2 separate regions of the Homo sapiens genome follow, and region 2 is linked to region 1. The links are chromatin loops, found by intact Hi-C in ENCODE. Cell type or tissue: CD4-positive, alpha-beta T cell. All regions are shown on one strand. Links, peaks and the distances in the headings refer to the core of each region. The heading gives the core; the rest is flanking DNA.

Evidence for each region. Peaks named below come from ENCODE experiments on the same cell type or tissue, not always from the same donor. Only the 100,000 strongest peaks of a DNase experiment are listed, where the experiment ranks them.
Region 2: it touches region 1 in a loop (7-fold over the local background); 44 of 110 quality-filtered maps call a loop at or near these places.

What each region holds. Positions count from the first base shown.
Region 1 is chrX:110,407,308-110,423,695 of GRCh38, reverse strand. The region is part of intron 1 of RTL9 (retrotransposon Gag like 9); the gene reads right to left. It also overlaps a transcript of AMMECR1 not described here. Among named protein-coding and RNA genes, the nearest start is that of RTL9, 57 kb to the right of the region's middle. RefSeq lists enhancers at 4,868-5,368, 15,619-15,668. In CD4-positive, alpha-beta T cell, for the core only: a CTCF peak has its summit at 10,379 (motif pointing right); a DNase peak (open chromatin) is centred at 10,365.
Region 2 is chrX:110,136,794-110,153,181 of GRCh38, reverse strand. It overlaps TMEM164 (transmembrane protein 164), which reads right to left. Exons shown (of 7, transcript NM_032227.4): 5 at 8,306-8,384. Among named protein-coding and RNA genes, the nearest start is that of MIR3978, 63 kb to the right of the region's middle. In CD4-positive, alpha-beta T cell, for the core only: CTCF peaks have their summits at 6,452 (motif pointing right) and 7,180; DNase peaks (open chromatin) are centred at 6,441 and 7,191.

The DNA of each region.
Region 1 (16,388 bases), core at 5,509-13,508:
TGTTTGAAAAGACAAGTACAGGGCCTGACACATATGGAATAGTTGATCACCTTAGTTCCTTTCCTACCCTTCTCCCAAATGGGTAGAAACAAACAAACCACTAACCAACAAAGCAGCAACAGAAAAACTGAGTTAAAGTGGTTGAGAACTGATCATGGCAGTGACCTTACTGAATGGACCCTTCACTCTTGGCTCTAGTGTGACCTGCCAGCCTGGAGAGCCTCTCAGGCTGAGCAATTAACCCTAGCAGAGAAGTCATGATGCCACCACATCTTCTCGTTCTCCTTCTCCTTCTTCTTCTCTCCTTCTCCTTCTCCTTCTTCTCCTTCTCCTTCCTCTTTCTTTTTCTTTTTCTTTTTTTTTTTTTGAGACCGAGTTTCACTCTTGTTGCCCAGGTTGGAGTGCAATGGCACAATCTTGGCTCACTGCAACCTCAACCTCCCAGGTTCAAGCAATTCTCCTGTCTCAGACTCCCGAGTAGCTGGGATTACAGGCATGTTCCACCACCCCCGGCTAATTTTTGTATTTTTAGTAGGGACAGGGTTTCGCCATGTTGGCCAGGCTGGTCTCCAACACCTGACCTCAGGTGATCCGCCTGCCTCGGCCACCCAAAGTGCTGGGATTACAGGCATGAGACACCGCGCCCGGCCTCCTCTGTCTTCTTTATGAGCGTGAAGGGTACAGGACATGACGGGGTGGGATCAACTCACGGCCTAGGCTACAAAAACTCTTTTCTCCTCTTTCTGTTCTTTGCCCCTCAGCCCCCAGTTCTTGTTTGGACATGCACTGAGAATAGCATTTAGGATTCCTGCATTCTCTATCTCTTTTTTAATGTTTGGATTGGCTGTTCGCCAAGGCAACAGAATAGCATTTTCAAGGAGCAGGTGAGTTTGGGGAAGATCTCTTTTCTTTTCCAATATATTAACTCCATGTGAATTAAAGCCATCAGAGACCCTCTTGGAAAGAGCATATAAGTTCTCCCAGGGCTTCCAAATGAAAGTCCCTACAAGAGACCCAACAAGGTTGTCATTTTTAAGGGAAAAATACCCAGGCATGGTAGCTGCTGCGAGGAAATTTGAGAAGTGACCTGCAAGTTACATTTGCGATGTGAAAACCACTTTGTGTTCTTTGTAAGCAACTGTTTGATGTGTGGCATTGCAGTCATGGGTGTGAAACATCTGGTTTTAACCAGAATGTGGGTGATTTGCCACAACTGGGGAGAACAGGTAAATATGGCTTTGCCTCCTGGTCTCGTATCTGGCCCAGACATGCAAATTCCAGTCTGCAAACTTATTCTTCTCTGCCAGGATTCAATAGGTTAATGTCAGCAATTGGCAGAGGTCTGCCTGTGGTTACACTGAGTGGCACATGGCAACAGGTAAGGACAACAAAAGGCTGCCAGAAAAGGGAGCCCAGCTTGTCTGAGGGCCAGGTAATCTGACTTGCCAGTCAGGGGAGGGAACAGTTCCTGGTTCTGGGCCAATACTGGAGGTACAGAGAACAGAACCAGAAGAAACCTGGACAGGGAAAAAGAGACAACAGCTACCATTTGTTGAGCACTTACTCTGTGCCAGGCACTATGCCAAGTCTGGGTGTGTTCTCTGATTTGATCCCAGCCAGAGCCCCATTTTCCAGAAAGGGAATCTGCAGCCATAAGGCAAAAATAGATCAAAACTGGGAACTTAGAATAAAACAAATACCAAAGCACTCAGAAGGCAAAGCAGTTAGAGCTAGTTGCCAAGAAAACTTCAGGAACCTGTGTTCCTTATAGCCATGGCCATTGGGATTTGGCCATTTGCATCTAAGCCACTCCATCCCTTCAGTTGACTCCCTTATTGGGTCAGCTTTTCCTGTCACACCTCAAGGTGGTTGGCAAAGGCAGAGCTGGTTTGGCAAGGACCGGGACCAGAAGAGGGATGAACAGGTGTCTGCAACAGATTCCTTTGAAGAATACTTTAATGGCCTTATGCCATAAAACTCAGGCTAGCATGCCAGTGGAAGAAGAGGATCGATGAGTTGAAATAGACAAATTGGCACATGAATTTGAGCTTTGTTTACACTTCTATAATCAATGTTACTCATTGCCTTGTGTGGAAATAAGATGTTCTACCATCAGTAATACCTGTCGATAAATGCAAATATGCTCGAATTTCATTAGCAGAGACCCCTGCTTAAGCATACTGACAATTGCAATGAAAGCACAAGTCCTACTGAAACTAGCACACAATACAAGTCGCAACACAACTCTGACCCGTGACTTATCTACATAGTCTTCCCTCACAGACATTAGGTCTCATTTGTTCTTGAGCCAAAATTGTCCTTGGCTCTGATCAGCAGTTAGTGAACAAATGACACTGTATGGCAGCATCCTGCCACTAGGGTGTACAACTCCCACAAGTATGAAAAGCAAGCATCTCTCACCTTCAGACTGCTGTGCCTACAAGCAGCAAAGTCCAAGTGCATGAAAAGAGTTAAATCCTGCTTGGTCCCTTGAAGGGCTAGAAAGCATTTTAAAGGTGACATACATCAGAGTGATCCATTTTCACGGGCTGGGCTGTGCAAAAAAGTCAGAGGGGCTGGATGAGAACCTTAAACAATGACAACACAGTTGCATTCCCAGCTGTGTTAAATGACCAGCATATCATGATTGCCTTTTCACGCAAATATCAATGACATAATCCTAACAGGCTTGCAGCTCTCTCGCTGGTGTAATAAAACAATGACCCAATTATTTTCAAGGGCTGAGGCAGTAGATGCAATGACTGGGTATGTTGTGCAGGGCGCTGTGTGTGATGGACGGGGCACAGTAGGGCAGCAAACTGTGTGCTGAGGATCGGAAACCTGCCTCCCGAGCCAAAACTCCTGCCATTCATCTGGTCAGAATAAAAATAAAGCCATTCAGTATGAAAGTTCCCACTTGTTCTCACGACGGAGGCCAGTTGGGAAAATGTGGTGCAGCACTGACTGAAGCAAATTCTGTTTAAAAAACCAGCCGGTTTGTGGGTATTTGTTTATTTATAACTGCCCCACCACCACCTCCCCACACCCTGCCTCATTCTGCAAAGGATTTGAGATGGGATTGGAACACTGAAAGTTTGTTTAAGTCCTAAACAGGTCCAGCTACTTTTTAGACCGATGACAAAATGAAACCTTCTGGATCAAGCCCCTTGCTCTGTGGAACACTGCTTTGGTTTACCCAGCCAGAGCTAGTCCTTCTTGTACCCTGTGGTGAGAGGCACCTCTTGCACCAGAATACCCTTGTGCCCAGTGCTATGCTTGACCAGGGAAATACACATGAGCCCATAAGCCTGAAGCCTGAAAATATTAAGGAATATGGATTCACTTACTCCCTCACTCATTTGCTCATTCAACGAATATTCCTTGGTTAGCTATTCCAGAACAAGCTCTCTTCCAGGCACAGGGGAAGCAAAAATGAATAAGATCCAGTCTCTGCACTTGAGAAGCTCCTCGTCTAGTAGGAAGGACAGACAAGTAAACAAACCCCTGTTCTGCAATGTGGCCAGTGCTGTAGTAGAATCGTGCCTGGGGGTGGCGTGGGAGGTGTAGGGTAACATGAGGTGGGGGCTGCAGGTGGCATAGATGATTTAGTTTGTGGACTTGGACTCAGACTGCCTTGAGTTCAACTTTTGGTTCTGTCTCTTGCTAGCTGTGTGACCTTGGGCACTTTTCTTAACATCCCAGAGCCTCAATTCCTTCATCTGTTAAATGGAGCTAATAATAGAGTTGACGTCATTGGGTTATGATGAGGATTAAATGAGATAATCTGTGTAGAACACTTAGAACAGTTCCTGGCACATAGTAAATACCCAATAAAAACTTAGCTTTTTATGCTTTTTATTTCTTTTGTTTAATTTCATAAGACTGTGTCTGGCGATGAGACTCCAAGGACTGGTTTCTAAAACAGAACTGTTTTCAACAAACTCTTCCCTTTTAGCCTGATTTTTTTTCCTATGGAATGACACAGTTCTGCCATAATTTTTCCCTCAGCAACCATATGTCTGGCAAGAACCTCAGGAAGAAAATATTTTCCAGATGGTTTTGCTTATGTCAGCCTACTATGTGCCAAGCACCACTCTAGAGGAGAGGGACACATTGCTGAGTGACACAGACAAGGTCCCTGTCCTCTTGGAGCTTACATTCCAGTGGGAGAGACATACCATAAATAGACAAATATAAATAGACATAATTACCCAGAGCAGTAAATGGGGTTAAGGAAGCATTGCTAATAAAAGAAATGTAAGAGAGGAACAGGAGGCATCTAACTGTGGGTGGTCAGAGAAGGCTCTTCTCAGGAGGTAACGTTAAGCTGAGACTGAAAGGTTAGGAAGGAGCCTTCCATGCCAAAAGCAAGAGGAAGGGCAGTCCAGGCAGGAGCACGAACAAAGGCCCTGGGGCGAGAAAAGACCGAGAATGTTGCAGAAATTGAAAGACCAGTGTGGCTGAGACACAGAGCCCTAGGAGGGAGGTAAAGCCGGCAGGATTAGTACATGCATTTTGAAGCTGAGGAAATGGAAAGCCCAGAGAGATGAATGGACTTACCCACAATGCCTTGCACAAGGTAGGCGCTCCATATGTTGTAGAATTCACAGTCAGTAGGGCGGGGCTGAGGCCCTTTGCCTTCCAAATCGGACTGAGATTTCCCACCACAACTAGGAATCAGCTACCCAGGGAGACTGAAACATACAGTCGTTTTTGTTGGTGAGTCATAGGCAATGCACATTAGAGTGTGGGGTCGAGTGGCCCCAGCTGCTGCCTGTGTGTGTAAAGGGCGGGGGTGGGCTCAGGCCGCGGCTGAAGCTTTTTAGCATGTTTATGATGAGCTGAAAGAACTCACTGCTTAATTTAAAATACGGCTCACACATACACATACAATTCAGCAGCTGGAGGAGCTGCCAGGAAATGAGAATAAGTGTAGAAAATTGGAGGATCAGGAATATCAGGTATTCGGCTCCGTTTCCCAGCTCCCATGCGCTGTCTCTGATCCCATAAGGTCCCATCTTCCCTAACAAACTCTGGGAGGTCAAGACATGGTTGGAGACCGTGGCAGTTTGGGGAAGGGAGGCCTGGCCAGAGCCCTTAATGCTAGCTACACTGATTGCCCCACCCGGCCTTAAGCTTGCCGGCCTTCCTCTCGTTCATGTTCCTTGAAATCTGACGGCTGGAAAAACTCATTTGGCCCTGATCACTAACTGCCTATGCTAGCTGCTGCTTTTCCTGATTGTGTGTATCTTGCCTCCTCAACCACACGGGGGCCATCGGCACACACTTGAGGAATTGAGTTGTTTTCTTTTGTATTCACCGCAGCTCTCAGCACAGTAGAATTTACACAGTGAGAGACTCGAGTGTGTTTGCTCATGGGTTGCAAGATAGTATCATTTGAAAAGCCTTTGGGGCAGAGTACCTGCTCTTAATTAAAAAAATAAGAACCTCAACTTGACAAAAATGTGTTAGACCATCAGGCGTATCTCTGGTTTCCTTCACATTGTTCCTCTACACCCAGAGTCCCCGGCCTGCATGCCGGATGAACCTACAGCCTCTCAATCAAAATGCTCCACAAGTCATCTCTTTGGGTTCTTTGCTCAGAATATCCCTTCTGACTGGGATGCCCTCTCTCCCAACTCTACCAATCATAACCCCATCTCACCCTTCAAGGCCAAATGTAAATGCCATCTCTGGCATGAAGCTTTTGCAGGCACAATTCATTGCTCTTGCCCCTGAACATGGCACCCTGTGTCTACCTCTTTTATGGTACAGGCTGGTGGACTGGAATGACCTGGTTTCAAATTCCAACTCCATCACTTCCCAAGGCTACCTCCGTTTTCTCTTCTAGAAAAAGGGATAACAACATCAGCCTCAATGGGATGTTGGAAGTTGCCAGTAAAATAATATCTGCAGCCTGCATAGCACAAGACTTGGCCTCCAGAGCTCAGTAAGTGTTTTTTGTCATCATCATCATCTTCATCACCTCTGGGGAGCAGAAGAATGTAATAGTTCCAGAACTGGTTTGGTCCATTCTTAAAAATGTGACCTTGGGCCAGTCTCTTCCACTCTGAGGCTCTGTTTCCTCATGTGTATAAAATGAAGTGATAATAGTTTACCCACCTCCATCACAAAACCTGCTGGGAAGATGCAAAGACATAATAATGTAGGCAAGGTAAACTGCTAAGCACAGGGCTTATCGCATAAAAAAAAAATGCTCATTTGCGTCTGCACACCCCTACAACCTAGAAAACTCCTTTAAGGGCACAGACAATATTTTACTTATCTTTGCATCTCTTGCTGCCTAGCCTAGCCCAGAACCTCTGCAGCTGGCAGACCCACAATAAATCATTGTTGAATTGAATTGAAAACCCAAACCAGATGTGCCTCCTCCCCTGTCAAATGAAGCTTTCAAGCTGGCAGGTTGGGCCTGCTGCCTCTTCACTCCCCCTCCCTCCAAGCTGAGCAGCCGCCATTGTCTAGGCCTGGCTCTGGGGAATGAGGCAGTGCCTGCCGAGAGGAGGGATTCAGAGTGGGTAAGGATAGATGGCACTAGGTGGGATGAGTGCGGTAGGGAAGAGCACTCTGTCTGTTCCTGATGACCCCAAACAGACTGCCTTTGAAGGGGGCTATCCTGAAGTCTCTGTCGAATGAAAAGTAGTGACAGTCCAAAAGCCCTTCGCCACCCAGCGCCTAGCTGTGGAGGAAACCCAGCTCTCCCCCAAAAACCGAAAATTGGAAGTAAATGAAGATATCGGGAGAAAGCTTCCTCTTCCTTTAGCAAAGATAGTGATACAGACATTCAGAGAGGTTCAGCTCTGAAATCATAAGGCCAGGATTTGAAGCTGAGTTCACTGGCACCATGGGCATGCTCTAACCACTGGGCCACCTTGCCTCTAAGCTAGTCTTGCTATAGAAGGACAGGAGTATGTTTTCACCCTTCCCACCAACCCCACAGGACGCTTAGAAGCAGAGCGTATGGCTTTAATGGTGGAAAATACTTTAAAAAGTACAAATCTGTTACAAAACTACAAAAAGAGGCCCATGTCTTCAGTGTTTCTGAGCCAGAGCTATGCAGACAGGGCACAGGGGGTAGCATGCTAACCAGCACAGAGTCAAGGTAATGGGCCACACACCTGAACATGGCCACTTGGATTGTAACTCTAGCTCTGTCACATGCTAGCCTGAGTGACCCCGGGCAAGTGATTCAACACCCCTGTGCCTCCATTTTCCCACCTGTCATATGATATTAATAATAGTACCTCCTCACAGGGTTGTCTATGAGAAGTAAATAATCTAACATTTTTAAAGCAGTTACCATGTGCCCGGGACATGGTAAACATTAAACAACGGTTCGTTAAATCAAAATAAATACATACCTCTGTCCCTTTGTAGCCAGACTAGTCTAGAGGCACTGTTGCCAAATGGTTAGTGTGTGCCCATGGAACCAGCTGAACTCGGCTTCAAATCCTGGTCTCATGATTTCAGAGCTGAGCCTCTATGAAACTCAGTTTGACCATCTCTACCATGAGAACAATAACAGTCCCTTACCCACAGGCTGTTGAGAGTTTTAAATGAGATATCTCCAAAGTCCAGAACACAGTGCCTTGCCACGGCAGAGTGAGTAAGCACCCAATTAAGGCAGAGTGTTAATCATCTGAGTCTGCTTCCCATTTTTTTTTTTTTTTTGCCTCTTCTGGGTTAAGTTAACCCACGATATATAGTTTTGGAAGTCTTGCAGCAGTAAAGGGAACAATTTCATCATTTTGCCAATGAAATTCCTAAACATTTTATTCAAGAGCCAGAAAAGGCAAACATTTTTGGTCATTTCTAAATCAATGAAGCATGGACAATCAGTTTCCCCACTCAGCAAACCTGACTCCCAAAGCTATAGAAGTCACTTTGCAGGACAAAATTGAAGGAATGAGTATTTTACTGCAAACAAAAGCCATCTTTGTTTGCGGCCCAGCTTTGGGAGAAAAGAAATACCTCAACCCAGGAGCTTGGAAAATTCTTGAAAGTTATCTTTTTATTCCAGCAAATCCAACGTAATTGGCAAGATTCCTGACCATGCAAACCTGAGTCAGAATGAGTCGCCTTTACCCACCCATCTCCCCACAGCACCCAGAACCCAGCAGAGTACACTGGGCATCAATACATATTGGTTGTCGATTCCTCCATGGGAGCCCCAAATTCCATTTCTACAATGTCTGCTACATTGCCAAAACAATCCAAAAGCAGCACTAAAGAACATTTTGAAAATGGGGAAAAAAGCATCCATCACTCACCACTCTAACACAACTCTTAGTTTTGTGTGGAAAGTTCTCTTCCAGTCTTTATCCATGTGCAGACATATTTTTATAGCACTGTAGTCATAGGGAAAAACTGCAGCAGCTTCAGCCAAGAATCAGATACCATACAGCTCATGTCACTAAACTTTCCAAGTGAGAGCTTTTTCTTCTCTCATTCACTCTATTCATTCATTAATTCAGTCATTCAACAAACATAGATTTAACCATGGCTCTGGTGCTACGGCCCTGGGGAGTACAGAGATGACTAAGGCACAATCCCAGTTCTCAAGATGCTTCCAGTTTAATGGGGGAAACAGAGAAGACAGCAGGAAATTATAACACACTGGGATAAACATGAATGCTGTGAAAGCACAGAAGAGGAGCATTTAAAGTGGGCAGGAAAGGGTGTGGAGGATGGGGAGGCAGAGAATATATATATATATGCTTTCTTCTTTCTTCAGAAGAAAGCAAGGTGTCATCAGGTGGCCAAAAATAGTACTGTGTGACTGCATGGGCAAGTGGTAGTGGATGCAGTGAGAAAGGAAGGACAGGGCCAAATCATTAAGATCAAAGGTTTCTGTTTCATTCTGAAGACTGAGGGGAAGCTCTGGAAGGACTTTAAGCAGAGTAGTAGCACTGTCAGATGTGCATTTTAGAAAGATTGTCCCAGCAACAGAATGGAAGGTAGATTGTAGGGCATGAGATAGGTAACAGGGGACCCATTTATCAGCTTGTCACAATAATTCATCAAGATAAGGAAGGTCTAAACGAATGAGATGGCTTCTCCACATACAAATTGTGTCACGTTAGTGAGTGACTTAACCTGTCTGTGCCTCAGCTTCCTCCTCTGTAAAGCAAAAATAACAAGAGTATTGCCCTTGCAGGGCTGCTGGCAGGATTAAATGAAACACTGCATGCAAAGCACCTGGCACAGTGGCTGGTACCTAGAAGACACTCGATACATATCACTTCCCCTTTCCCCTCATCCTTTTTCCTCCACTTCACCCTTTCTTAAAGGCTGGCATGGTATGGAGCATGGAAGTGGCCAAAGCAGACTCTAACCCAGACAGTCTGACTCCAGAGGGCAGTGGAGAAAGTTTGCAAGTGCTATTGTCAGGACAGTTACTTAGAAGGATTGTTTAGCTGAGTTGAGGGCCCCGCTGAGGTTGGAAACTATGACTTTCTGGTGGGACTAACCAACAAAGTGATGGGATTTTCTCCAGCAATGTTCCTCCATCTGGGCATAAGCACAGAGGAGGAAACTGTCAGTTAAATTTATCCAGACTTAGGATTTTGCCTCATGGATGCAGCAGAAAGACACAGGGCAAGGGAATTGGGGATATACGCAAGATTCTGAAAGCAAACAGACCTGACTTCAAATCTCATCTCTGCTGTGGGACTTTGGGTAAGTCACTCAACCTCTCTGAGCCTCAGTCACCTCATTAAAAGGAAAACCACAATAGTATCTTCCTCATAAAGTTATTGTGAGGATAACATGAGATTACTGAAATGATGTCATAAGATGGGTAGTATATGCCTGGCACATACATATTAGTTGTTATTCTTATCATCATCATCATCATGTTCCAGGATGGAGAGGGAAGGTAGTAAGGTGAAAGGGGCTGATGGGATGGAAGAAATGGATGGAGGGGGCTCAAAAAACTGGAGAGCCTCCTGAGGTAAAAAGAAGAGCGTTGAGGCCAGCCAGCAAGGTGTAGATGGTAGGGGGTTCTGACTGATGATGAAGCATGGTAAGGCTAGGATGAGAGTGTGTCCTGTACATGGATCACGGATGTCCAACTCACCCAGAATGATGTCAGGACTTGGGGTGGAGAAGAAGACAATGAGCCAGATGTCGAACTCTTCGTTGAATGTGGGGGTGGGGGGGGGTTGACCAGGAGGGGATGGTTATAAAGAAGCGTCAACGAGGAGAGAAGTAGCCAGATGGCATGAGAAGGAGGAGTTCTTGGCTGAGGACGGAGGACTAACAGCCTGGAAGCAAACAGGGGAAGCTAGAGCACAGACCCCACCTCCCAGCCCTAGGGTGCCTGTAGTGTGGGAGTGTGGACAGTGTCCACTAGAGGGCGCTGGTGGCAAAGCCGTGAGATCCGCCGTGGAGACTCAGGTTTCAGCACTTCCAGGCCCGGAGGTAGACAATAGTGCTCTGTAAAATTTATCCAGGGTGTAGGGGGAATTGTTTACTGCAAGGTGGGGGCTTCCAGAGGGTACTGAGAAGAGTGAGAGAGGGCGGTAGTGGGGAGGTGGATGAGTCGGGGTGGCAGGGATGGGAGCACTGAGCAGTATGAGGATGGTATGGGAGAGGACAGATGACGAGCAGGGAGGCTTAACGTTTGGGCTGTGGCCAAGAACTGGGGGATGTGAAGCCTGGTGGGATTAACTGTCCTCGGAATTCCAAACGGAGCTTTTTTTTCCCTTTACATCTTTTGTTTATTATAAAAGTAGCACATGCTAGTTTCAAACAACTCTAATTATTGCTCAAGGGAAAATCTACCTCTCCTATTCTACTCCCCAGTGTTGACAGTCTGTCTATCCTTCCAGTCTTTTCCTGTATGTGTAACATATAATACCCTTAACAAAAATCAGATCCTACTATACTTACTCTTCTGCAACTTGCTTTTATCACAATACTATATTGGAGATATCATTGCACATCAGTATTTAAAGATCTAGCTTGTCTTTATTTGTGGCTACATCGTCATTGTCATCATTATACTAGTAGTTGGAATAGTAATGTGTAGCAATTATTAAATGCTCTGTGCCAGGTCCTATCTGAATATTTCATATGAATTATCTCATTTACTCTTCACAACTTCATGAATTGTTACTTTTCCCATTTTACAGATGAGAAACGGCACAGAGAGGTTAGAAACTTGGTCGAAGTCACACAGCTCATAAAAGCTAGAGGAGGAAGTCAAACCTAGGCAGTCTAACCAAGGCTCAAACTCTTAATCATTAGCATAGTAATGCTTAGTATGTCATTATTGGGATGTATTATAAATGATTTAACCAGTCCTTCACCGAGGTCATTTAGTTTTTTCAATTTGCTCCTATTTACAAATAATGTTTAAATGAACATCCTTATACATGGAGCATTTTGCAAAGGTAAACTCCTAAGACAGGAATTGCTGACTCAAATAACATTTCCAGTTGCCCTCCAGATGTGCATCAAGAGTGAATGAGTGTGCTGTTTCACCAGATTCTCACAAACCCTGGGTTTTAGTGACCTTTTAAATTTTTGCCAATTTGAGAGGTAAAAGCTGACATCTGAATCATCTCAATATTGTTTTAATTTGCATTTCTTAATTATTACTGATTGGTGTTCCTTTTAATAGGGCATAGGCCCTTTGCCTTTCCTCTGTGAATTGCCTGTTCATTATTCTTTGAGCATTTTTCTAGTGAATTGTTCATTATCTTCTCATTGGTCTACAGAAGCTCGTTTATTCCTTCCTTCAACAAGTATTTATTGAGTACCTACTGTATGCCAGGCACCAGTCTAGCACTAGAAATATAATAGTGAGTAAGCAAAACCTGAGCTTTCATGAAGCTAACATGTAAGCAGAGGAAATAATAGAAAAACAAGTAGCTAAATCATGTCATTGTAAATCATGGTAAGTGCTGTAAAGAAAATAATGCACTTCTTACACTGGAGCTGGTGGAGTATTCTGAATAATAAACCATTGTCTTCCTTCTATGTTGTGACTTTATCCTGGTTTATATGTTGCCTTTCCACTTTGCATGAGATATCTTTCACCATACTCAGGTTGTTAAATTTTTGCATAGTCAAATCTATCATTCTTTTTCTTCATAGATTCTACAGTTTCTCGTTGCTTTGCAAAGACTCCCTACCTCAATATTCTCTTATGCCTTCTTCTAATCTTTTAATGGTTTCTCTTTTTAACATCTAAATCTGACCTAATTGGATTATATTTTGGAATAAGGAGTGAGATAAAGATTCAGCTTTATATTTTGGTGGCAGGCCGGTTGTCACAGTAAATGGCACCATGTATTAAATGGTGCATCCTTTTCCCCAGAAATGGTGAGGCTGAAGCCCAGAGAAGGGACGACTCTTGCCCAGGGTCATGTAGCAAATTAGTGGTGACCAAACTCTTCCCAGATCTTGAGGCTACTGACTTCCATGCCAGTGATACAAAACTGAACTCATCACAGCTCCATTCTCTGGTGCACTTGAACAGTCTTCCCTGACCCACGCCAAGGTTCACTGTCGGAGGCCACAGTATTTTTCCTTTCCAATAGGCCCCCTGACTTCTCTTGCTCAGAGATACAAGTGCAGTGACCCATGGCAGCTCTGCTGCTTATAAATAGGAAGACACTTGCTGATCGCTGCTGAAATACCTCACATTAAGGCAGCTTTGGACACAGAAGACTGGAGGCAGAGAGCAGATAGATTTGCCATTTAGGAACCAAAATAGGAAGTGCCTAATTTTAAATAAAGAGATTTGGCATTGTTTTCATCCAGTTGCTGATGGAGCAGCTGCCATCGTGGAGCTTTTCAAGGAGGCTGCCTTGAATTGCGCCAAAATGATAAGCTTGTGGCTTGGAGGCTGCTGGGACTTGTCCCAAGGCCCCAGCTACGACATATCTAGGATCCAAAAGGTTATCTTGAAACGACAGGTGACTACATCACCACCAACGCAGCTTGACCTGACATCCCATTTCACTTAATGTTTCCCTTCTCCCTCCATGCTTCCCAAAGCTGTGGACATTTTGTCTGTGGAAAGCTGCTACCCCCAGGAGACAAGCATCTGGGAGAGCATCTCCACAGAAAAAGAAAAGTAAAGTGGGAGTTGAAGTCATTCAGGCTACTTGAGACAACAATTTTTAAAAGCTCCTATTTTCCCTCAGTTACCAGGAGATTTTCGGTCAAAGTGTTCAAAGAAAATAGGTGGATAATTACCTCCATTATTTCACTTGGCTTTCTATGGATAGACATCGTCAAAGATATTGGCGAGTTCCTCTTGTCCTACTAATCTTGATGGGTATTTTGTTGATTCACTTCCAAACTCTGAAGTAAATGTACTGCTTATTATAACGAAAAACAACCTTTAAGATGCCCTCTGTCCTCTACCTCTAGGCAGAGTGAGCAGCAGCTTGTACAGTGAAATTTAAGGTCCTTCTTCCCACACTAATAATGTCAGATCGTCCCACCACCAATACAGGGGAGGAAAAACCCTGAGTTCCATTTCCAACTCTGCCATGACTTGCTCTGTGACCCGAGGCGAGTCATCATCCCTGTCGGTGACTCAGCTGGCTACCCATAAAACGAGAAAGTCAGTCTGAGTGGTTTCCCTAACTGGGTTCCTCATCAAAATCACCAGTGATACTGTTAATAATATGCAGATAATTCAAGTCCTCATCTCGGACTTACTGAATCAGACTCTGAGGATTAGGAGCCACACTGCATCTGTATTTCAACAGCATTCCTGGTAATTCCATTGTACAGCCAGGTTTGGGATCTAGTGAACCAGATGACCTCAGGGTCCCTTCTGCTCCTGACAACAGGTGGTTCAATACCTCCCTCTGTACTTATGTACCATATCTCTAAGTGAGGTGCTGCCCCCTGCCCTTCTTGCTAAGTGGGAGCCCATTCTCTTATCAGGAGCCCTGAAGGCTTTAGCCATTCCTTTGTCAGATATTTAGCAGTTACCTTTGAGGACAGGACCCAGAAGGAAGGAGTACACGTATTATTGATGGGATCAGGGGAGTGAAAAAAAAAAAACAGCAGCAGCAACAACAGAAAAATGGGGGAGCTGGATCTGCCTGAAGGCCAAGACAGCCTGAGATCCTAATGGGGGCATGGAGGGCATTGACAGATTATACGTACAATACTCGAGCCTCATTTTCCCTGGTATCCTCTCTGTCTTGGCCAGACAAAACAATGCAAAGAGGTACAGCTAAGCTGGAAAACAGCCCTCTTTTTAGGTAGTGAGGTCTTTGGGCCCCTACGATTGATACCAGCAAGTGAGAATGTAAACACAACTCTCTTCACCACTGGGACCATCTGACGTCAGTCCCTTGGCTCCAGCATGTCTCAAGATAAGAGGACTGTAGGAAGCCCTGGGCCTTGACATTAGGACGCTCTAGCTTTGAGGCAAACTCTGAACTATGGTTTCTCTTCTGATAACTGGGATCCTGCCTTCTTTTGGTGATCAAAAGTCCCCGTCTCAAAAAAAAAAGTCCCCATCTCCTGCCAGTTTTATATACCCCGACTATGCTGACCTACATGCCTGACTCCAGCTGTGTGCTTGCATCCACATTCATTATTCATTATTTATAAGCACCTCAGTTAATTAGGCCAAACGGAAGCAAAACACATGGTCCTGGCCCTCACGAAGCCATCAGGCTAGCACAGTGGTGTTCAACCTTATCAGACTTAACATCCTCTCTTTTATAATAAATCTGCTTTTGCTTCACCCCTTTACTATCCTGAAATTAAATTTCTAGGTACTATAACCTACCTACACGCATAAGTTCAAAAAGATAGCTATATGTCCTGCCACATAAAGAGAAAATAAAGCAATACATAATAAAACACTATGTATTTAACTCTGTAAATGCTCACACAGGACTACATTGAATGATTAAATGAAGTAGTCAGAAGCTTGTGCCTTTATATAGAATCCCCATGAATGCAACAGTTATGGACACAAACTGATATGTTATATTGATTAATTCCAAAAGCAACATCACAATTGTTGACATGATTTCCTGAAATGGTGAATGAGTCTGTGTGATCCTCTGTAACCATGTAATCTTCCATATCTTTACAGAATAGTTGATTAAAACTGTGGGGTCGGGGCAGGGGAAGCAAAACCCTTTATGCTTAGGTATAAAACATTTATAGTAAAAGTTTAGATAATTAGAAAAGCAGTTTTCAGCTCCATGGAAGTCCAGCAGAACATTCAAAAATTATTCGGGATGCTAGACTATTTTTCATTTTGCAAGTCTGTCGTGGGCGTTGGAGAACATCTAGCATCCCCATTTCCAGTCCTCTGAATACCCTCTTGCATTTTCCAAAAGTCCCCTAGGGGGCAGTATTGTCTCAGTTGAGAGCCACCAGTCTAGTCATTCAGTTTCTGTGGAACTGGGATTTTGTCTGGTTCTTCCCAGGCTCCCAACTCCTTCACCCTTGCCTCCAAGGACTAGAGTCCCATCCTTGCTACTAGCACCTGGCAGGACTCCTAAGCCTCACCTGCTCCTGCTCAGTTCAGCTAGGCTGGGCAGGACTTCTGCTTTCACCAAAGCCAAGTGCTTCTCTAAATTGATACCTGTTGTTGCCACTCTCTTTGGGTGCCCCACTAAACTCAGCTGCAGTTGAGTTTCCTGCTCCATCCCAACAGGGTGCATTTTGCGGCATATGCCAGCTCTTCCACTCTGAACTTCCAATCTCCAGCCCCCTGACACTATGATCACCCACAGACCCAGGCCGTTGATAGTCAGTAGAACAGGTCCAACTACAGCAAGGTTTGAACTTGTGCCTCACCAGAACCCTGTGGCCTTTTGCCTTCAGCTAGATCCCCTTCTGATATTGAAACAGGAAAGAATTATCTTCTGCAAATAGAAAGAAAATGAGAGTCAGACCTTCTGTTAGGGCCCTCTTCTACCAGCCTTTAAATAGTTTTCTTGTCAGCCTCACACAGATAGCCCCAAACCATTTGAGAAGCCAGCACAGCTCCCTGCAAAGCACTGTAGCAAAAGGACTATGTACTCTGGAATCAGATGGACCTGAGTTCAAGTCCAGGGTCTATCTCATACTGCTTAAAGACAAAGAAATTCACTTAGACTCTCTGAGCTGCAGTTTGCTCACCTGGAAAAATGGCAACAATAATGAATGTCTGGAAAATGCTTAGCACAGTACCTGCCACATAGTAATCTGCTAGTAAATGGTTGTTATTTGTATTATTCTAGCAATCACATGGTATGTGCTGAAAAGTGGCTTCTGCTGACCTTACCTGTCCTATCCTATATATTTGCACTGTATCTTCTAGACCAAGGCAGAGTTTCCTGTGAGGCTCACTAGGATGAATCTGCATCCTGGGTTGAAGTTCCAACAGTGAG
Region 2 (16,388 bases), core at 3,181-11,180, 270 kb after region 1:
GTTACAGAGGGCTTCTTGGAGAAAGTAACTACTGACATGAGTTTTGACAAATGAATGTTTCTAGGCCCACAGCTGGAGAAGAGCATTCCTGGCAGAAATCACAGCATTTTCAAAGGCACAGAGGCATGAAAATTGGATAAAATACTCAGGGAACCCCAAGGATTTGGGTATCACCACAGTGTACAGTATAAAGAAGGGAGTGTAAAGACATGAGGTTGGAGAAGGGGTTGGGTATCAGGTCATACGGTCTTGTGCACTGGGGAAGATGGGGGGCCACTGAAAGCTTCCAAATGACAAAGAGCTATGATCCTATTTGAGCTATAGAAGTAGCTCCAGGAATGGGCTTAGGGGGAGCAAAGGAGGCTGGCTGGAGAGAGATCACACAGAGCCAATTATCATCATTGAGGGAAGAGATGTGCAAGGCTTGGCCCAAGGTACTGGTCCTAGAGATGGTAAGGAGAGGATGAGTCTGAGAGATATTTAGGAGGTAAGAGCAGGAGGACCCAGTGATTTCTCCACACAGCAGCCAATATGATCTTCTCCACAAGCAGATTGGATCATGTTGGACTATTTAATAAACAGTGTGGGGACAAATGGGAAGCCAGCTGGAAATAAAGTTGGATCTTTATCTTGCACTGTATATCAGGATATATTCCAAGTGAATAAAAGACTTAAATGTAAAAAATAATAATAAAAGGAACTATAAACATACCAGAAGAAAATATGGGATATATATTTTTTATAACCTTGGAGTAGTAAAGGGCTTTCTAACCATGACTCTAAATTCAGATGCCATAAAAGATAAATTACATAGAAAGGTAAAAATTCAGCTGGGCAGGGTGACTCATGCCTGTAATCCCAGCACTTTGGGAGGCCGAAGTGGGCAGATCACGAGGTCAAGAGATCAAGACCATCCTGGCCAACATGGTGAAACCCCGTCTCTACTAAAAATACAAAAATTAGCCGGGCGTGGTGGCACGTGCCTATAGTCCCAGCTACTTGGGAGGCTGAGGCAGGAGAATCGCTTGAACCCGGGAGGCGGAGGCTGCAGTGAGCTGAGATCACGCCACTGCACTCCAGCCTGGCAACAGAGTGAGACTACGTCTCAGACAAAAAAAAAAAAAAGAAAAGAAAAGAAAAAAAAAAGAAGAAGAAAAAGAAATTTTAAAATCCTGCATGGCAAGAATAAAACATTAGCAAAGTCAAAAGAAAACACAACTGAGGACAATATCTGTAGCTCATATCATAAAGGGTAAACTGTTAATATTTATATGTAACAAGCTCTTAGGATTCAAATTTTGTAAAAAGGCCAACACAATTGAACAATGAGCATGTGATAGGAGCATGTAGTTCAAGGAAGAGGAAATCAAATGCCAATTTTATTTTATTTTATTTTGTTGAGACTGAGTCTCACTCTGTTGCACAGGCTGGAGTGCAGTGGCACAATCTCGGCTCACTGCAACCTCCACCTCCTGGGTTCAAGCGATTCTCATGCCTCAGCTTCCCGAGTACCTGGGAATACGGGCATGCGCACCACCACACTTGGCTAATTTTTGTATTTTTAGTAGAGAGGGGGTTTCGCCATGTTGGCCAGGCTGGTCTCGAACTCATGACCTCAGGTGATCCACCCACCTCGGTCTCCCAAAGTGCTGGGATTACAGGCTTGAGCCACCATGCCCAGCCAAATGCCAATTTTAAATATGTAAAAAGACACTTGGCTTCACTCAAAGTGAAATTAAAATTAAAATCGAACTGATATACCTTTTTTTTTTAACCCATCAGATGGGCAAAAATCCAATTTGGTGAGGTTGTGTAGAAACAGACACTCTCATACATTGCTAGTAAACATTTAAACTGGTACAACTTTCATGGATTTGGAAATATCCAACAAAAATACAAATGCATATACTGTGATTCAGCATTACCACTTCTGGGAATATATCCTATAGATATTCTTGCACACACGCAAAATGGCAAAGGTACCAGTTCCTTCAGTGCAGTGTTATTTACATTATCAAAAGATTTGAAACAACCTAAATGTCCATCAATAGCAGACTGAAAAAAATAAATTATGATATAGTGTTGTAACTTTGTGTTATGATTAAAAGCAAGAACCGTGGAACCATACTACTGGCTTCAAATCCGGGGACTGTCACTTGCTATTTGAGTACCAGTTTCCTCTTCCATAAAAGGGAGATAATAATAACACCTTCCTAACAGAGTTGTTATAGGATTAAATGAGTTAATGCATGGGAAAAGTGTGTGACAATATCTGGCATATAGTTGTCTTATGTCAAAGCTCTGCCATTTTTATTATACTGTATTCTATCATCCACACAATGTAATATTATGCCACTATAAAAAAAAAAGAAAGAAAGGGGGAGCTTCTTGTGGGCTCACATGGAAAGCTCTCCAAGAAATATTGCTAAGCAAAACAGTAACAACAGGATGGTTGTGTATTTGCTATTTTAGGATGAATGTCTGAAGAAGGGGGAAAATATTTTTAAAATTTACTTGTATATGCAAAAAAACAAACTCTGGGAGGATATACAAAAACCAAAAATAGTAGTTACTCGTGGAGTTGTAGCAGGGAACTATATGGATGGAGGGAAGGGACGGGAAATATATTTTTCACAGTATGGCTTTTTATATTTTAGATTTTTGAATTAAAATGTGTAAAATGTGCAAATAAGTTAAATCAGAGAAGAATCAATTGGTGAAGCAAGCTGATGTTATATCCCTTCTTCACATTTTCACAGGCTTCCCATAGCTTTGGCAATCAAGGCCAAACCCCTGACCATGGGTGACAAAGCCTTCATATATGACGCCAGCCTGCCCCTCAGGCCCAGTGTCATCCACTCCCCTTGTGCTCCCCATTGCCACAGTGCTGTTGTACATGCCATTTTGCCCATCTACAAGAAGTCACCTCCCCTAATCCTGTACTTGCCTAATAAGCTCCAACTCACCCTTTGGATTTCTATTTAAATGTCATTTCCTCAGGGAACTCTCCTCCAAACCCCCAAACTCAGTCAGCTTGTTTTGTTCTAAGTTCTCATAAGAGCATGTTCCTTTCTTTCAGAGTACTTATCTCAGTCATAACTATAAATTCATGTGATATTTGATTCATATCCATCTCCCCACTCCACCCCCACTAGCTTATAAATGTTATGAAGGACAGGGTGGTGTCTGATTTTTGCTTATCAGGGCACCCCAGTGGTCAGTCTGGATCCTGGCAGGAAGAAGGCATATGTTAATATATGTGAGATGAACGGATGCATTGCATACAGGAGGCAGGGATGATTCCCAGTTTTTAGCTGGGGTGATTGGATGCTGCTACTTGGCACGAACCACAAGAAGAGCAGGAGGGCTGACAGGGAAGATAATGAGTTTGACACAGACAGGTTGGGTTTGACATATGCTTGAGACATTTAGGTAGAGAAGTTGAGTAAACTATATGAATGTGACTCTCGTAAGTCTGAGCTGTAGACAGTGATGTAGCAGCCATAACTAGACAGACTAGTAGTTAAACCGTGAAAGCAGGCAAAACCATACCAGACAATTAGAATGAGATGTGAGCCTAGAACAGAACTCAACATCTCAGAGGAGTGAGAAAAAATAACCTGTGAAGGAGACTTGAGAAGACATGATTGGTGAGGTAGGAAAGCCAGGAAAGGGAGGAACTTTGGAAGCCCCGAAGCAGAGCAATCCAAAACGGAGTGATCAATACCATCCAATGCAACAGCATTCCGTAGGATAAAGACTGAGAGATGGTCATTAGATTTGGTCAGACAGACGTTGCTGGTGATCTTTAGAAGCACCATTTCTGTGAAAAGTCTGGTAGAGGGTTAGATATCAGAGTAAATGGTCTGAGGAATAAAGGGTAATTGAGAAGAAAACTCAAGGGCAGACCCCAGTGTCTCCCAAAGTTATGCACCATGTATGAGGTGATTTCAGGTGGCAAACAGATAAACATTTCATTTTTAATAGTTTTGTATATAAACTGTGTTAAAATAGATAACCAGTAAATCAAAGCCACAATCTCATGGATATTATGGGGCTTCTCTTGAAAGCGTATATATTTTAGTTAAAAAAAAAAAACTCAATAGATTTAAGGACATGTATTACATACATAATAACACACATGGTTACGTGGATAAGACAAAAATTGTCTTGCCCAAAGAACTAAATTTTAGAAAATGTTGTTTAGATTATTCTTTTAGGATGCTTAGGTGTGAAGGGAAGAGGGAAGACAGAGTTGTATGGGATTGCGAGAAAGTTTCTTAGAATGGGAAAGATTTGAACATCTGTATTGGCTGAAAAGCCAGCAGTGAAGAGAGGGTTGAAAATTCAGCTAATGGCCAGGTACAGTGGCTCATGCCTGTAATCCCAACACTTTGGGAGGCTGAAGTGGGAAGATCACTTGAGCCCAAGAGTTCAAGACCAGCCTGAGCAACATGGCAAAACCCTGTCTCTACACAATACAAAAAAAAAAAAAAAAAAAAAAAATGAGCCGGGTGTGGTAGTATGTGCCTGTAGTCCCAGCTACTTAGGAGGCTGAGGTGGGAGGACCATGTAAGCCAGGAGGTTGAGGCTGCAATGAGTCGTGATTGCACCACTGTACTCCAGCCTGGGTGATACAGTGAGACCCTGTCTAAAAAAAGAAAAAAAAAGAAAGAAAAAGAATATCCAGGTACATAAGTGATTAATTGATAGAATGAGGCTCCAGAGGTGGTAGCAGGGGTGGGAGCTAATCGCACAGGGATATTATTGGCCAGAACAGAATGAACACCATTTCTTCCAGGATGAGAAGGAGGAAGATAGGGATGGATGTGGGTAAAGAAGCTTGTAGAGGTAGAGAGAAGTGTTGAGGAAATTTCCATCCCAAAACCTCAATTTTCTCAGTCATTTGTGGGGAGAGGGGGGATCTATTGAGGGTGGAGAGAACAGAAGGTTTGAACAGAGTAGACAGGAAATTTGAGGAGGGTGGTAAAGATTTAGCACAGGACTTGTGAGGGCAATGTGTGGAGGAGCTGGCCATAGACAGAAAATAAATTGAGCAATGGTGTTGAGAGCACAATTATAATAGACATCATGAAATTTTCATGGCCCTAATCAGAATGGCTTGAAAGAGCTCCTCCAGTAGGCCAAGACTGGGCACACTGAAAAGGCATGGGACACTGATCCCAGTTGGAAGGGACAAGGGAGGTGAGACACTTTCAGGAGCTAGTGAAAGTTTCAATGATAGGTCATGGAGATACAAGCTGAATAGGAAGAAGAGGAAAGGAGTGGAGATTTGGGTCAAAGAAAGAACATAACAGGAGTTACGTTCTCACATAGAGGAGCTTTACGGGAAAACAAGGTCCTGGTGGCTGAAAAGAAGGGAATGCTGAGGTCACTGCAATTAAGAAGCCCAAACCTTGAGAAGCTGGGGTGGATGGGTGGTCCTTACAAGAAGTCTCTCAGGATGTTGGCTCAAATTATAATGGAAATATTGAGAGCTACAGGCCAGTGACTTCTAGGAATATAGGGGAAGGGACCAAGAGGTCAAGTGATGGTGGTGATGAAAAAAAAAGAGAGAGAATAGTAAAAGAGAAAGCCTTTTTCCCCTAACGTACAGATGAGATAGTGCTCTAGAAGAGACAGAGGGGGCTCTGCAGCATATGGGGCAGGGCAGAAAGAGCAGCCTCCATTAGAGGAAGCTGTAGGCAAGAGACAGGAAGGCTCTGTGCCCCATGCAGAGCTGCCGGTGGGGTTGGGAGTGGTTTGTAAGAAATATAGTTTGTTAATTAGCTTGATTCAATCATTCTGCATTGTATACATATAGCGTAGCATCACCTTGTACCCTACACATATATAAAAGCATAATTTGTCAGTATCTAATAAAAATTAAATTTAAAAATACTGTAACACAGAAAAAAAAGAAATAGAGTTCCAGAGGGCCACAGGCAACAAGTTTGAAGGAAAGGAAACAGGGAAATGAAGGGACAGGCCAGAGGAAGAAAAGAGCAGTGTGGATGAGAGAGGTCCCATGTACTGTGACAGTGCATAAGGTCTGCAACAATAAGGGATGAGTGGGTTTCCCACAAGGCGCCACCTACCCACCCACCCCAAACCATAGGAAGAGGCACTATATGCTCAAGCAGGACCTTGCCTTTCAGGAAAACAGGGTTCCTGGGCATGGGAGATACCTATAGGAGAGCTGTCTTGTACTGGGTAAAAATTGCTAAGCCATTTATTTCTACAAAATTACAAGCGACTTCTAGGGAACAGAAGCCCCAGACTCTCGGCTTTCTTGGTTTACAGAAAACTAATCTTCTGACAGCTTGCTTCAGATCCATTCTCCCTCTGCAAGGCCTAGGTCCAAGGCTTGGGATCAAAGGTGAAGAAATCCAGATGTTTCTCTCAATGCTCATAATTCCCCCCAAGTGAACAGCAGATGGCAGTAAAGAGCTGGAAAGGGAGATGGGAGATGAGCCCTCAAAATAGCTCAAAGTTGGCCAGATAGAAGGTACTGGGGCCCATCAACTTCTGCGGGGTGGTAGATGCTCTCATTGAGGTCCTGGAGTAAAAAGTCAGTTTGGTGAGATCACTCCACTGGTGCTGCAAGCTAAACCCTCACTGCACCAGGGTATCTATTGGTTATTAGCAATAACAGAGCATACTGTCTCTCATTACAGCCCTACTATCTCTCACCTCGCCACTTAGGGAACTGGGCTATCGGGAGGATCTGCTCTAAGGAGATACAATTATCTTAGAGTTAGCCAAGTCTTGAGGATGTGGCTTCCTGGATTATTCTTTTGGAGGGAGGAAAGATGGCTACTTGGTATTTTCCATGTCAGACCAGTCTAACCCAGCTACCTGACAGATTTTTATGGTGACCTTAGAGTACAAATATGTTTAAATAACAGCCATGCAGATTTGGCTAGGACTTCCATCACACACCTCAGAAGCCAGGAACGATGAGTAGCAGGGTTCTGAGGCCCAGGAACACCTATCTGCCTGGTTCTATTCAGAATGTGTGTATTTCTGAGACTTAATATTAAGAGGCTGTTTCCTGTGCCACAGGGGACAGACCTGAGAAATGGCACAAGTCTCCTGGATATTGGAACTTCAGACTTTCCTTAAAGCCTCGTGAGGAAAATAGTGCTTTTACAGCAAATTAAAAGGAAGTGTTTTGGGACATCGTGAGACCCCAAGTGGCCGCACAGGGTAAAAGCAGTCTCAAAGAATATTTAGGCAAGTATGGAGAACTGATAGAAATCAAGGCATAGGAGGCAAATCTCTGGACTATAAGTAGACTCCATCCTGTAATATGTTCCTGGGTTGACCAGTCCTTGGGGCTATCTCACACCAGATCTTAAGATCTGCCGGAATGCCTGATTTAGAGCATCCACGCATAAGCCAAGAAGCAGCAGTGCCCAGCAGAACTCCCAGACTATCTTCCAGTGAGCTCAAGGGCCCATGTGGCCTCATGCCACTTTCAGTATGGTAGAAATGAAACCCTTGCTGCCTGGAGTGAGGTAGGAGCAGAAAAGTCTCAGCAACTGAGATAGAGAGGCTGGGGCTAAAACTAAAAGAGGATGACTTCCAGTCACAGGGCCTTTCAGAAAGTAAAGAACACTGAGAAGGAGTGGCTCTCACAACAAGCCTAGATGGATAGGCACCCCTTTCCTTTTGTCTGTTACACAATAGAGGGAAGGGATAATCTAAGGGTCACTGAGAGGTTACAAATAGATCAGCTTCCTTTCCAGGCTGCCTCTACCAGGTTGGTGGTCTCTCCCTCTTCACCAAATGAAGGTTTTCAGTGGTTTATTTTACATGGGTGACCACCACTCTTTCACCTGCCTCTCCCCTCAATCCCATAATTGCCCTGGTCCCCGGACTTCTTGCCCCTTACAATATCTTCTTTTGTTCTTGAGGGGACCGAGTGCTTTACTCTCTCCTTCTATCCCACACTGCACATTGAGGCAGGGGGAAGGCACAAGTACAAGAAGGTGACAGTGTGGGGGGCTCCATGCAAACACAATGCCACCATCAAGAACCCAAAGCCCAGGCCCTGTGACAGACAGTCAGCAGCACCATAGTCACCCAGTGAAGGGTGGGTCTAAAAAGTCCCCAGACCCCTTGCAGGCCTCGTCCATTCCCATCTCCCCACTTCCTGGTGCCCGGCATAAATTATGTTGAAGAAACTCAGTCAAGCGGCAGCTGAAGATCCTGGGAAGCACCCAAGAGGCTGTGACTCCCAAAAACAGAAGGGAGAGGTTAGGTGTGGGGGTTACATAGGAATGTGGTTTGCTGGCCTTACCTCCTTTCCAAAGCAGGTAGATGGGTACCACGTAGAGCATAACATGCTGAATGTAGTAAATCTCCAATTCAAAGGGGAGCTGTGAGGATAGGAGGGAGAGAAGTGTTTTAGAGCAGGAAGCATTCATTTCAACAGAGTCCAAAGTTGACCTCCCCTGCTGTTCAGGACCCATATTTCAGCAATCCCATGCATTTCACCAATTCACTTCTCTTTACAATTGCAGGAAAAAAAAAAGAACAAAATGAATATTCTTCTGATCTAGATCAGGATCTTCCTAGATGTCTTTTGTAGAGAAGGTACTTGTAAATGCTCCACTAAGAAAGTTTGGTTAAAAATTTAGGAGATGTAGTATATAATATATCCCCTTGGTGGTTTCCCATGTGTATTATTGGAATATGAAGGACCTGAGTGGCCCCTACAGACAAAAAACATGCCATTGTTTATCCAGTGTTCCCCAAACTTATTTAGCAAGTGATTCTTTTTTTAGTAACAGTTTGTATTCTGCAAAATACTTTAAGAATCACAACCTTATGTCACTTCCTGCTCCTGGAGACTAGACGGTAGACTATTTACAAGTTTATTTCTCATTTGACATGAAGAATATATGGAGTAGAATTATCCCCATATTCCAGATGAGAAAAAAAAATGATTGCTAGGTCTCATAGGGTCTAGATCCAAGAATAAACTTTCCCCATTGGATATTTGGGTGTCAGCCCAGCATTAGCCCTACTTTTGAGTTTAGACCAAGCTTCTGGGCCAATTTTGGCACAGCTTACCAAAAAGAATGTCCTCACTTTCCCTACATCCAACACACCCACTCACTCGCTCCTGTTTCCCATCTCTCTCAAAATGGAATCTCTGTATTCTCAAAGCAGAGCATGTTTTGACCTGCCACAGCAGCCCTGCTGTAGAGCTTCGCAGCGGGCAGAGAATGGAAACAGTTGGGTGGCTAACTCAATTCTGGGGAAAAAAGAACTTTGGCAGCTGACAAGAGGCCTAGCCTCTTGGGCTTACAGAATCTCTAACATACACACACACGTGTACACACACACACACACACACACACACACACCCCAAAGTATGCCAGGACAGACAAAGGCACCCAGGGGAAAGGGTCAGCTGCCTCCCTGTTCCCCACAGGGCAAGCACATAACCAAGACTGTCTGCTAATGAGAGGAGGCAGTTACAGGCTCCCCAGCCACAGGAGCCCAGGTCTGTCTTATGCCAAGGGCTGAAACCAAGAAGATGGCAGAGCTCCCAGAATGGGAGCTGGGACAACTGTGGAGGCTGGACACAGACGTTGGCTCTGGCTCTTAAAAATAAAAATCCACACGGAAAATAATTTCCCAGGGACCCACATGCTGCTCAACTATTACTTTACACTCACCAAGGGAAATGTAAAAACTGAGAAAAGGAGGTAAGAGTCCAAGTATCACTGTAGACCCCAGCTGGAAAAGGTCATGAAATTGGACACTGGGCATTATCAGCACAAGGTAGCTATGGAGAGGCCTGAGAGATCTACACTGGACCCTCACAGTAATGTGGTCTGAGATCACTCTAGTATCTTAAATTTAGGTACTGCTTTATGCTTTTCAAATGATTTCACATCCACAATCTACTCAATGTCTCAAAATACCCAGGAAGCAGACAGGTAAAGTATTATCCTCAATTGACAGATGAGGAAACTGAGGTGCAAAAGGGTTATTAACTTCACTGAGGTCACCTGGAAAATAGGGAAGGAAGGAAAAAGTCCCAAGAAGGCTTAGCTCTCTGGCTGAAATCAGCACCTTCATGCACCTAAGGGACTTGACCTGTCCCTGAAATGGGCCTGGGAAGCCAGGCTGCTCTCCCCAACCAAGGAGCCGGGCCAAGGGCATGCAGCCACTAGTCCCAGGTGTGTCCTCAAGCAGTACTTCTCCCAACCTCTCAGACTCCAACTGCTGACCACCCACCTTGACTCACATTGCCCACCTGCCTCACCCTGCCTCCCAGCTCTCCTAGAAAGCAAAGTCTCCACCTGAATGTCCAGGGAGGCAGTTAAGCATTGCAGTTACAAGCTAGGACTTTGGAGTATGTCAAAGCTGTGTTCTAGATTTGACTCTGCTGCTCGGTAGCTCTGTGGCCTTGGCCAAGGCCCTTAACCTCTCCACCTCCGTTTTGGCATCGGTAAAATGAAAGTAAGTCTTCTAAGATTGTTGTATGATTTTTAAAATTTTTAAAATATAACAAAAACTCACATCGTACTTCTTTTATGCCATGAACTATGAAAATCACTTTGTAAACTGTTAATTTAAACAAATCCTCATAAGAACTGTATTGTTCCAATTATATCCATTTTAGAGATGGGACACTGAGGCACAGAAAAGTTAGATAACTTACTCAAGGATACATTCTCATTCGGTGACAGAGCCAGGATTCAAATCCAAGCAGTTTGGCTCTAGAATTTATAGTCTTAGCCAGCACACTCAGCTATCCTTTGCTCACTCGCTCCCTCCCACAGAAGGCCGACTGACAGGAGATGCCCCGTGGGGAGGAGCCACCCTTATGAATGGGAGTAGTCATAGTGGTATCAGCAACAGGACCAGGGGCAGGACATGCACATGTCCTCACTCGTCCCTCCACATGGTGATTTAGCCCAGTCCCTTCCTGTTCAAATGATCCTCATCTTCATAGCATGCTCTGCCTACTGTCTGGTGCCCCAGCCACACATCACACAGTAGCCAAACTTGCCCTGCAACATAGGCCTCCCAGCTCCTGAGCCTCTTGTCACTGGCCCTTTGCATCTCTGCAGCCACCATGGCTACACTACAGACTTCAGATGGAATGGCCAAGAGACTGTCCCCACCAGCAGTTTCCTTCCTCTGATGGCTGCCTCACCCCTACTCTAAGACTTCTCTACTTCAGGGGGCCACAAAGAGTACTGAACTAGGTGCATATGCCACTGCAACCAAAGCCAGGGGAGGGAAAGAGGAAATAGGTTAAGGAGGAAGTGTGGAAAAAGAAGGAGAGAAAGGGAAGAAGATGTAAGAGAAAGGGGGTGAAGTAAGAAGAAACATAATGGCAAGAATAAGAGAGTTGAATGGGAGCCAAGAACTTACCACTTGTCATTTAATAGCAAATCATATTTAAGTACTTATATTATGTACCATGTACTGTGTTAAATATTTCTATACGTTGATATGTTTTGGCTGTGACCCCACCCAAATCTTATCTTGAATTGTACCTCCCATAATTCCCACGTGCTGTGGGAGGGACCCAGTGGGAGATAACTGAATCATGGGGGCATTTTCCTCCATACTGTTCTGGTGGTAGTGAATAAGTCTCATGAGATCTGATGGTTTTATAAGGGGTTTCCCCTTTCACTTGGCTCTCATTCTCTCTTGCCTGCCACCATGTAAGACGTGCTTTTCACCTTCTGCCATGATTGTGAGGCCTCCCCAGCTACATGGAACTGTGAGTCCATTAAACCTCTTTTTCTTTATAAGTTACCCAGTCTTGTGTATGTCTTTATCAGCAGCATGAAAACGGACTAATACACATAGTGTTATCTCATTTAATTATTACAACTTTCCTATGAAGTAGGGACTATGATCATGCGCATCTGACATACAGGAAACTAAGGCACAGAGAAATTAAATAACATCCAAAGAAACAGCAATAGGCACAGGGACAGGGGGAAAGGGCAATCAATAATGGAGGAAAAAGTTTTTGTTTTTGTTTTTAAAGAAATAGGGTCTCATTATGTCACCCAGGCTGCAGTACAGTGGCTATTCTCATGCACAATCATGGCATGCTACAGCCCTGAGCTCCTGGGCTCAAGCAATCCTCCTGCCTTAACCTCCCAAGTAGCTGGGACTATAGGCATGCACCATGATGCCCAGCTAAGACAGTTCTTTACTGAGCACCGAGTCTGGGCTGAGTTCTGGGAACTTTCTCAGCGAGCCTCCCCTGACCCTCTTTTCCCCATTTTACAAGTAATATCTGTGAAATGCCATACTTCCCTAGAAAGAGTTCCACTTGGTTAATTCATTTCTACACACTAGAGAACTCATACCTGGAATTCCACTCTAATATACATAGCCTGGTTCTTTTTCAGCTGGAGGAATCCTGAGGTTATAGACAAAAAGTCCTGCATCAATGCAATTTAAAGTCAAAAGTAATAAAAATGCTTTAAGCAACACAGGTCATTAACTACCTTCTCACAAGTCAACATCCTTTTTAGAATCAAAAGACCAGAGTGGTAAAGTTCTCTAGGGCTCTAGAGTTTAGACTGTCTGAAACAGTAGGTGCGTGGACTCTGTTCGTGGAAAGAATCTCAACCTCCTTCCTCCCACTCTACAACCCTGACAGCTACACCACTGTCCTCTGCCATGGAGACCACTGATCCCACCACGCCCCTACTTCCCTGTTTACATCAGTCACCTGAGCAGTCCCTTCACCTTTTTTCTTTAAGAAAAACTTAGTTCTTCCTCTCTGAAGACACTGCTATCCTGACAGCTCTCTCAAGTAGTGGGGGTTTTTCTTCTCATATAACCTTACACAACTGGGCCAAGGGAGTGCCTCTCTGTGCCTCACAGATGTTTCTAAATTGCTGTCTCTTCCAGACCATTCTCTCTGCCTCCTTGCTAACCACTCTGCTGATTTGAATCTCATGTCCTGAGACTATGGCACCCACTACTCCTTTCTGTTGCAGTCATTTACGGATTTACGGCCCCCTCCATGTATACCCTCCCTTCTTCAGTCCTTGAAGGTTTTGCCTTTCCCCTCCCTGTGATGCCTTTCCAACATTCCTTTGTCAAAATCTCTGCGGTATCAATATTTAGCAACACCCTGGCCTCTCAATGCCTTGCCCTCCATGCTCCTCAAGGTCTCCTCTCCATTTTACCTCACACCTTTTTCACATGGTCACACCAGTTACTGTTAATGGCTGTGATCTCTCCATAACCTCTGTCATGCACCCTACTATCCAGCCACCACCTTGTGTCTGGCCAATTCACTCCCTCTAATATCCCTACTCTCACAATTTTCCCACTTCACCAGGACCTACAGTCTTGATCCTACCACCTTTTTACTGCCCCCTCACCAACCTCATGTCCTCACTTCTATGCTCACCAGCATTGAGTTCAAGGCCCATCACTTCCTTCAGTACATTCCCAACTCTCCTGACACACTCTCTCTTTTTGTCCTACTTACCTTGCAATACCACATTCCTGGCTAAATCCAACTGTCTGACTTCACATCCCTAAACCCATGCAAGCAAACATGTCTGGAGAAAAATATAAAGCCATGCTATTAACCCTTTACATTCATGACAACAAACTTAGTGCCAGACTTTCATGCTGCTCTACAATCTCACTATATTCCCAAGACCATTTACTCTCCTCTCTCCCAGGCCACTATTTCACAACTTCTCCTGCTTTCCTCAGACCTTCCCCATCCTCGCTCTCAGCTGAGGAAATGGTTTCCTATTTCAGTGAGGTGAGGGGGCATGGAGAGCCATTAGAAGATAACATGCATAAGCTCCCACCTCCATACCTCCCTCCTCCCTGCACCCATCCCCACAGCTGCTTTTTCCTCTGCTACTATGCAGGAAGCACCTGTGCTGCTGGCTAAGGCTAGTACCATCACTCCTGTACTAGATCCTATCCTTTCTCACCTACTCAAGAATGTCATACCAGCAATTGTCTGTTTTTCTCACTGGATCATTGCTATCAGAAAACAAACATGCTAAAATACCTTTCATCTAAAGAAACAAAAGCTCTTGACCTCACTTCCATTTGTGGTAGTAATGGAGCTTCCACCTCTATTTCTCTGCTTTCCTTTATACTTTACAGCAAAACTCCTCCAGAGATGTCTCTACTCATCGCCATCACTGCCTTTCCTCTGAAGTATTCTTCCATCCAATTCAATCACATTTTCATTCCTACCATTTCACTCAAATTGCTTTTGTTGAGGTTACCAATGACCTCCATGTTTCTAATTCCAGTAGGCAACACAAGGATGGAAGTTAGCCCACATGGCGTCTTTATGTGAAATAGGCTCTCCTTCTTCTGCCAAGGCTCAACCCCATGCCAGGGTGTCAGAGAGATTCTAGATACCACTCACTCCATTATGCAATTAACAACCTGCACAACTAGAAATACTAGTCCTGGTCTATTTTCAGGTCTCATCTTACTTGGTCCATCAACAGTATTTGATGCAGTTGATCATTCCCTCATCCTGAATAGACTTTCTGTGCTGGGATTCTCGCACATCACCCTCTGTTCTTTCTCTACCTCAATGGCGTTCCTTCTCAATCTCCTTTGCTGAATTTCCCCTATGTCCCTCATCTCTAAATACTACAGGGGCCAAGAACCAATTCCATGTTCCTCTTCTATAGCTACTCCCACTCACTAGGTAATCTTATCCAGGTTCCTGGCTCTAGATACCATCTGTATACTGATGACTCCCAATCGGTATCTCCAGCCTGGAGTCAGGCTGCTGAGATTGAAATTCTGTCTCCATCATTTATTCTCTATACAACTTTGGGCAAATCATTTAATTTTGCTGAGCCTCAGTTGACTTATTCATAAATGGGAATAACAGTATCTACTTCATCCAGTTGTGGTGAAATAATACCTGTAGAATCCTTGGCCCAGTGCTGGCATATAGTAAGTACTCATTAAATGCTGGCTGTTATAATCACTATCCCCCTTTTCAACATCAATCCAGCCAGTAACCAGGAAAGCCAGAATTTCCATCCCAGGCAGTAAGACTTAATGCCACATCTTTCTAGGTCAAAAGCTGGGGTTTCATTTCATCATTCTGCCTTAGCAAGAAGAGATGGTATCACCTGGGCCTGTCCCACAGTCCTAAGTCACACATTAGTATGTTTATCAGATGACTACCAGGGTAACTTTAGCTCCCCACATCAGTCCATTCATTTGGCCTATCTATAGGCCAGAGTTTCTCACTGGAAACTTCTTTATTTCTCAAAGGAAGGTCAACTCCACTCTCCTGTTCTTACCCAAAACAGTCCTATTCTCACTTTCATACTGTTGACCAAAAACACCTATTAAGGCACGCCTAGGTGACAGGTAATGTGCTTGCCTCTTGCTATGTGGCAATAATGAAGACATCTTGCAGGGTAGGGACCCCTGCCCTACAACAGTTCATAGTCTAGTTGAGGAGGCTAACAGATAAGGCAAGAATATCAGTGCAGGAAAAGATCATGGGAGGCCCTGTAGATCATGTATTGGCTTTGGTTTGAATTTTCTAAGTGAGTGAGAGGCATGCATGGTATGTAGTTTTGCAGAGCTCCTTTTGGTGGTTGTGTGCAGGGTTTGCTACTTGAGGCAGAGGGACCAGTTAGGGGCTGGCGATAGCAATGCCTAAACAAAGGCAGACACAGCGAGAGAAGAGAGGATGGGCAGATTTGAGAGAAGGTAAGGAAGTTGAATTGCCAGGACTAATTAATTGACTGGACAGGGTATTGTGCAGAAGTAAGAGAAGATAAGAAGTTGAAGATGACTCACAGGCTATGGCTTAGATGGATGGTGGGATGTTGGGGCTTCTCCCTATGTTGGGACCTACAGTCTAGGGTGCAGATTGGAGGAGGTGAGGTACAAGAAAAGAAGCTGGGGCCATGCTGAATTTGTGATGCCAGTGTGACTGCCTGGGAGAGAAGCTCATAAATCGGTGAGAATGTAGGTGGGTGTGGATCTGAAGGGGGCTAGAGAGGATGATAAGAATCGAAAGTAAGGCAAATGATATACATGTATAACTGTAAATTATAAAATATGCACACCTAAATGTACATCAGGACACACAAACATGGAAATTTAAAAGGATGAAATTTTATTAGAATAGAAATCTAACATTTTCTTCACACACCCAATGGAACATCTCTTGCACCCCATTTGGTGGACCCCTGGTCCTCAGTAATCTTTTGAGAAGAGTAAATGCCTGGAGAGAGATGAAAACTATAACTAAAGGGTGGTATCAATATTGAGAAATAACTGTTAAGAACAGGAGAGATTCTGTATAGACTGAAGGAAGGAGCCAGTGGACAGGGAGATGCTGGAGAAGCATAAGGGGCAGGAGG